3 separate regions of the Mus musculus genome follow, and all the other regions are linked to region 3. The links are chromatin loops, found by intact Hi-C in ENCODE. Cell type or tissue: heart. All regions are shown on one strand.

Region 1 (2,500 bases), 330 kb before region 3:
CTTTTTTCAAGGCTCAGACTGTTTTCCACGCAGGTCGTATGGGTTGCAGAGCTAAGTCTGGATCTGAAAGCCGTGCTTCAGAGCTGATGATCTGCATACAGCACCTCTTACCCTGCTTGCCCCAGTGATGTTCAGAACACACTGAGACTGGGAAGCCAGCGACACAGGCAGAGCTCACTGCAGACCTGCAGCGGCCAGAGTGGAGACAAGACATCCTGGACGAGCAGGTGAGGCAGCTGTTGGAATTTTCCAGAATGTGCTAGAGAGAACCAACCTTCAAAAATACTGGTAACAAACTTTTAAAGCAGGCGAGGCTATACATTCCGAAGTGCTTTTACAAACTGTGACAGGGTCCTCAGAGAATTAACATGAGAACAACAAAGAAAGCCTGAAAAGAAATGAAACTCTTAAACAAGTGTGCATGCATGTGCACACACAAACAACTAGCCGGTGACTGACAGCATTTTTCTGCTACATTTTTACTAATACACATATATATGTATGTGTGTGTGTATATATGTATATGTATATGTATATGTATATGTATATGTATATGTATATGTATATGTATATGTATATGTATATGTATATGTATATGTATATGTATATGTATATGTATATGTATATGTATATGTATATGTGTATATATATATATATATATATATATATATATATATATATGAGCTTACTGCTTCTGAAGATCAGCAGAGAGAGACAGAGACATGGTAGATGATAGATAATAGATAGACTGACAGATAGATAGATGATAGATAGTGACATTTTCAAATATATTTGTGTATAGATAGTTGTTGGGGGCATACAATTTATATGAGTAATTTCTAATGTAATCACGGAAGAAATAACTGCCTGACTCCCATGGTGGAAGACTAAAGGCAAAGAAGGAAAGTAATATTCCTAATCAGCATGCATGATAATGCTGAACTCAGTGCTCGAACATTCTATTTTATAAGGCCATAGCACTTGATATGTTAAAGAATAGAATACTATAGAATATATGACTTAATAAATTATTGTTTTTAATCAGTATCAAAGATCAGTTGGGGGCTTCAAAGATGTCTCAGTGGTTAAGAGAGCTCACTGCTCTTGCAGAAAATTCAAGTTCAGTTCGTTCCAAACACCCACATCGGGCTGCTCACAAACACTCATAACTCTTTAATCTCAGTTTTAAATAAAGCTGCTGAAAGCAAGCAAACCAATACTCACCTTCTGAAAAGAAAAAAGTTTTTACCCCTAACTACCACTAGGTGGCACCACAGATGCAGCCCTGGCCAAAAACCTTTCAGGAGTTGGTCTTCAAGTTCCCTCTACCTTCCCCAGAGCTAAGAGATCCATACGCATCGACACAGGCATAGATTTTGTGTGGGATCCAGAACTCTCCAAGAGTTTAGTTCTAGTAAAAATATTTTTAAGAAAGCCAGAACGGTAAAATTAAAATTCGGACAACTCATTTTTTAGCCCCCCAAAGCCATGTCAGCTACATAGAGCTGTTTCTTCCGGGGTCTCTGTTTTACTTTCTGTCTTTCCACTTTCGAAGTTGTGCTGTTTAGATTTATCATTTCAGGTAAAATTCTTTTGAATGTTAAGTTACAATGACAGTTTTAAGACATCTGCCTTATCTGGGATGTTCACAAGCCCAAAACACAGACTTCGCTTTCAATACTCAAACTTGGCACTCTTTCCACAATCCCCTTCCAGACTTTCAAAACCCAGTCTCTCCCTCTGAAACCAACTCCTCACTATGTGTTTGCATCCAGGACTTTTACCTCAGTTATCCAGTCCCTTAAATTAAAAAGGATTTTTTTAAGCCTCATGAATATTGATTTGTGTGTTTGTTTTTGTCTTGTAACTGGAGTGAGTGTAGTCCACACTACAACCAGCCTCAAACTCTTCATGTAGCTGAGGACATAGTTGGGCAAAGCTACTCATCTCAAAGCAGGAAATGAAAAAGAAGAAGACCTGACCCCATTACCCCTTCAAAGAGAGCATAATCAGAAATCTCCACTCAACGGCAGTACCACCAACCAACGGTCCCACACTGGGGGCCGTGGCTGGCACAGGGGCGTTCAAGGGCTGTGATGGTTAATATCATCAACTTGGTTGGAGTTAGAATCACCATGGAAACAAATCTCTGCGCAGTCTGTGATGGATTATCTAGACAGGGTTAATTAGGGTTGGAGGAACCATCTAATGGGTGGGGCTCATGAACTCAACAAAAGAAGAAATTGCTGAGCGCCAGTGATCTCTCTCTGCTTCCGGACTGCCTGCGACAGGACCACCCGCCTCAAGCTCCTCCCACCATGAGTTTCCCACCATTGCAGCCCTGGAGCTAGAGTCGGAGACCCACTAGGGTGAAGTGGGCAGGATTCTATTACGGAACAGAAGACAGAGCTGAGAACAGACCAAACTGCGGTAGAGACCAACACTTGCAGGAGAGACACTCCACTGTCCAAAGAAGACCCGCCTGCTGATGGTTGGCGTT
Region 2 (2,500 bases), 120 kb before region 3:
TGAGCTTTGAACTTATTTGTTCTCTCATTGAAGTTATCTGTCTATCCACCACCTTTCCAACCCCTCCGGCTGATTTCTGAAGCCAACACTCTACCCTCTGCTCCTGTGAGTCTGACTTGTTTTCAACCTTCCACAGTGGAGATCACAATATTTGTCTTTCTGTTCATGGCTTATTCCACTGAACATGTACACGCACGCTCACCTGTGCTGTTACAAATGAGGGCCTGCACTCCTCTTCAAGGCCGGATGGTACTCTGTTGCCTGGTCCATCGCTTTTTCTTTACATGTGTTCCTCTGTTGAAGTCCCCACTGGTCCACTCCTTATTTCTCTAGTCTTACTAGTGACATTCTAGTCTTACTTGCAGAAGTAGCACAGAGTAAAGGACCAAGAGAAACATCGACACGATAGATGAGAGAGGGAAGACAGCTCTGTGACAGAATAATTAGTTTAGTTCTGGGTCCAGTAGTGAGATTGCTGGACCACTGTGGAAGGTCTATGTTTAAGTTCATTCTATCCTGTTTTTCCTAATGGAATGGGCTGAGTTCCATTCCCGACATCAGAACACACATTCCTAGGACATGTTGACAATGGAAGAGGTAGTAGGTCATCATCACTCGCTCTGACTTTACTAATAGAAGCACTCAAGGCTGAAAACGGAAAACAAGCAGTCACCACAGTGTTGGTATCTGGCCAACTGAGCAGGATCCATGAGCTGTGCTTTCTTTCCAAGTCAGCAATAAGATGAGGCACAGAGAAGAGATGACAGCAAAGACAAGAGGATGCTCGGTGTGGGGGGGGGGGCTGAGGGATGGTTCCCAATACACAATCAGCATCCAACTTCAGTCACCCTGGGATACACAGTGAGAGTCTGTAGGAAGGGAAGAGGCTGGGAGGAGGAGAGGGAGGAGATGGGGAGGGAAGGAGAGGAGGAACAGGGAGAGAAGGAGGAGAAGGAAGAGGAAGAGGAGAGGGAGATGGGGAGGGAAGGAGAGGAAGAAGAGGGAGAGAAGGAGAAGGAAGAGGAGGAGGAAAAGGAAGAGGAGGAGGAGGAGGAAACGGAAGAGGAGGAGGAAAAGGAAGAGGAGGAAGAGGAGGAGGAGGAGGAAAGGGACTTAGTTTTAGCATTTTTGTTATTTGTTGTGAACCCAAACATCCACAAGATGGCAGTCTAAGTCAAACTTAGGACTTTTAAACAGCTAGTATTGTTGCTAAAAATAGCACAGAGTAAAGAACCAAGAGAAATGGTTGAAAGAATAGTTTAAGGCCTTAAGTAACACGCAGAGACCAGGGTCTCCTCAGGCTTCCCTCCCATCTGCAGCCCCCGGTCCTACAACCTGTGACTTGTCCACTCTCTGGCTAGAGCACCCTGGTGACAAGTGTTCAGAGTAACCACAGAGCTTGAATTGCCGTCCACTGTGGACACTCTGACTTCCTCCTATAGCCAGTCCCTCCAATACTTTGTTTCCTCCTCCCTCCCTCTTTCCTGTGTAGCTCAGAGTTGCCTTGAAGTTGCAGTCTTCCAGCCTCGGCTTCTTGGTGGCTGCATGTTTAGCCCTCCAGCTAATTCTTGGAAATTGTTGGGTTCTCCAGTTTGGGTGTGGGGTGTGTGTGTGTGTGTGTGTGTGTGTGTGTGTGTCTGTGACTATTCCTCCAGAGAAGCATAAGAAATAGCATGTAAGCAAACCGAGAAACTAGTCCCCATTGAACCAGAGGCTAGACTGGACATCATGACTAAGGCTGGCTGAGCAGGTCTCAGCTCTGCAAGGCAGGTTGTCAAAGGAAAGGCAGCTGAAATATTTACAAGATGCAGACTGCAGGCAGTGCATGGGATCCTTCCGGGGAAACGTCTTTCCTGTTCTTGAGTCAGGTCTACCTAGATTATCTGTCCTAACAGTCAGGGGACTATAGATGTTGCAGGCCTCCACAGACCGACACAGTTTCCTTAGCCATTTCCCTTCCCTCTCTACTCCTGGGCTTCCTAAGACACAGCGCTCATTGCTCTAACGCGAGCCCCTGAAGCTGTGGTTGCCTGGGTCTCCCGATGCTCACCATCCGTTGTTCTCCAAGTGTTTCATGACGATTTAAACAACAGAGACTTTGAATTCTGTCTTCCCGGGGGCTGAGGATGAAGGAAGATCCGAGTAGGGGGAAGCCAGGAAGGACCCATACACCACCCTCAGCAACCATGCCACCGCTTCGGACTAGCCTGGTCTACCGCTTCGGACTAGCCTGGCATCGTGGTTTGACGTCTGTGTTTGAACACTTGACTTGGGTTTTGGCTGGTGTTTTGGAAGGTTATGGAACCTTTAGGAAGTGGGCTTCACCAGAGGAAGTGGGCCATTGGGGTCAGGCATTGAGGTTTATCTGGTCTGTCCCTCGTCCCTGTCTGCTCTCTGCTTCCTGTTCTGCTAAGACAAGCAATGAGGGGGAGCAGGCGCTCACTCCTACCACCACGGCTGCCTGCCCCTGTGGTTTTCCCTCCATTGTGAACTGGATCAC
Region 3 (2,500 bases):
AACTCAGAGGCTCATGAATGCTAACAGAGCATCCTTCCAACTCGGCCACATCCTCGGCCTCAATAAGGGAGACCAAAGAACTCAGGGTGAAAAGCACTTGCCACCAAGACCGATGACCTGGGCCATCAGAGTGGAGGAAGAAGACCCATTCCTTTACATTGTCCTGACTGCCAACACGCTAGCTGTGCATCTCCCTAGGTTTTAACAATTTTTTTTAAAGTAAAGATTTATTTAGCACATGGCTTTGCAGAGTGGGATTCCCAATCCCTACTAAGGCCTTCTTCCCGCTTCTCAACATAGCAGAGGTGTCACTTGGCTGGAACACGGAGCTACAAGGCCTACATCGTTCCAGGCTCTGTTATGTCCAGCTGTAGCACGGAGAGTGTTTTACAGGAAGACAGTGAGCGTTTTAACTCCATGAGAGCTGTTCGCAGGATAACACCCACCCACCCTTGCAAGGCTCTGGGGACTTCGCAGAGACGGGTGGCAGAACAGGAAGGGTTGGAGTCATGGAGTACCAAGGTATAACAGTGACCACTGGAAGCGGCAGCACCTCTGTCTTCTGGAACCCACAGCAGCTCTGGTCTCCGGCACAAGGCTAAGCCAACGAGCATTCTAACATGGAGTGGAGAGTCTTATGAGTCCCCACCCTAAATGAGACGCTATCGATGGCCAATGGCTTCTGGGAAGGCAGACTATTCTTCTTTAGGTGGGTGTCCCCTGGACGGTCAAGCACACTCCTGTGGATGGCCCCGAACCCATGAGTATATGGGTAGCACACATGGACTTGGTGGGATATTTGTAAAAAGGATGCAAAGTTGGGAGAGGCCGGGGGAGGTGGGATGCAGACTCAGGAGGAGCTGGGGGAGGGGCGGAAAAGCAATATGATCAGAATGGACTGCATAAGATCTTCAAGGAGCTGATAAACATATTATAGTGTTCAGAGGTCTGTCCAGAATAAAGGAATGTATGGGGAGGATGAGCAGCACTGGGTACTGACATTTCACCACAGTCCCTCCCTCCCTCCCTTGTTCATTCATTCATTCATTCATTCATTCATTCATTCAACAAACACTTCTCCAGCTGTTGTAGGGCTCAGGTACAGCCTAAGATGCTTTCTTGATAGGGCAGAGAGTGGATTGATTCACAGTCACCGCGGTAGCTGACAGCTTCACTCACTTCTCTGAGGATGTTGACGGTAAATGATAACTGAGAGTTACAAAGTACAGGCAGCTTAAAAATGATTTGACTGTCGAATACGGGGCCTCTACCAAACTCCTCTCCTGGCAACAGCACGGATTTCTAGCAGTAAGATGCCTCGTCGATAAAACCGACACACGGGTGAGAGTTCAAGATCTCAACAGGAGCTGCTGAGAATCGAGTAGGGCTATACAAGCATCTCCCACCCCTAAACTCTAGGCAAGACCCTCCCAGTGACTAAACTACTTAATGTAAGGCCTGAAAAAAAATCACACTGAAAAACACTTTCCTTTTCCTCCTGCAACACACAACACAGGGAATCACATTAAATGTTATCAAAGTTCCTGCTGCCCTCTACTGGTCTAAGTCTAGAAGTGGCATTCACAGTAAGAATGTTAGCGAACGCTGCCCAAACAATAATTACAAACTGACACCACTCATTTCGAGCTTGGGGAGACAGTGGAGTATGAAGGACAGGAGAGTAAGTAACTCGTTCAATTTCCCAAAACCTCACCTCAGTAGCCACATCTAGGGAGTGAAAGTTAAGGTGACTCTTTCGGGACTGGAGAGGTGGCACAGATGTTAACAGCACTTACTGCTCTTGCAGAGAACCTGAGTTCAATTCCCACACAGAGAGGTTCACACCTACCTATCAAACCTGAGGGTGTGGGTTCACAGCCACCTATCAAACCTGAAGATGCGATGCCCTCCTCTGACCTCCACAGGCACCAGGCACACATGTGGCAAACAGATACATGAAAGCAAAACATTCATCCAATAAAAATGAAGATAAAAGGTTCTAAATGTCTCTACTCCTGACTCTCTTGCAGGCTGAGAAAACAAGCATAAAGCCAAACAGAAGAGGTGCCCAGCAGAGTCTCTCACGAAAGCAGGAGTCTGACCTCGCTAACCTTCCTGAGTCTGTGAGGCCCAGCAAGATGTCTCACCTTAAAGCTAGCTTAGCCAGTGTGTGAATGAGTGAGGAGCACGGTGGTAACGCTCAGATTCTAACTCCAGTTCTTGCCATGCCTCCAATACCCAGGAGCAGCTGGTAATGGGGAATCTAAGAATTTCAAACATCTTAAGAGGCCATTTCAAACATCGCTGGTGGCTGCCATTAAACCTAAATATACACATTCATATCTCAGCGGTCAGTTCTCTCGATTATGTCTTCAAGCATACAGAAAACACACTCAGGCTCGTGCTGCAAGCATGTCCGAGAGTTAGCAACGATAGTCCAAAACGGAACATTAAAGGGAAGGCACTCAGTGGTCCCTTAGCAGGAGCACCTAATGAAAGA

The links. A loop is a pair of places that touch in the nucleus more often than their neighbours do. Peaks named below come from ENCODE experiments on the same cell type or tissue, not always from the same donor. Only the 100,000 strongest peaks of a DNase experiment are listed, where the experiment ranks them.
Region 1: it touches region 3 in a loop (5-fold over the local background); 4 of 42 quality-filtered maps call a loop at or near these places.
Region 2: it touches region 3 in a loop (3-fold over the local background); 23 of 42 quality-filtered maps call a loop at or near these places.

What each region holds. Positions count from the first base shown.
Region 1 is chr6:137,191,049-137,193,548 of GRCm38, reverse strand. No RefSeq gene overlaps it. Among named protein-coding and RNA genes, the nearest start is that of Rerg, 23 kb to the right of the region's middle. In heart, a CTCF peak has its summit at 1,263 (motif pointing right); no DNase peak of the experiment used is centred here.
Region 2 is chr6:136,979,349-136,981,848 of GRCm38, reverse strand. It overlaps Gm30055 (a long non-coding RNA gene), which reads right to left and starts at 1,035. Exons shown (of 3, transcript XR_378077.3): 1 at 203-1,035. In heart, a CTCF peak has its summit at 1,161 (motif pointing right); DNase peaks (open chromatin) are centred at 1,358 and 2,368; H3K4me3 peaks cover 222 bases; H3K27ac peaks cover 1,342 bases.
Region 3 is chr6:136,860,238-136,862,737 of GRCm38, reverse strand. No RefSeq gene overlaps it. Among named protein-coding and RNA genes, the nearest start is that of Art4, 3.9 kb to the right of the region's middle. In heart, a CTCF peak has its summit at 1,550 (motif pointing left); no DNase peak of the experiment used is centred here; H3K27ac peaks cover 2,108 bases.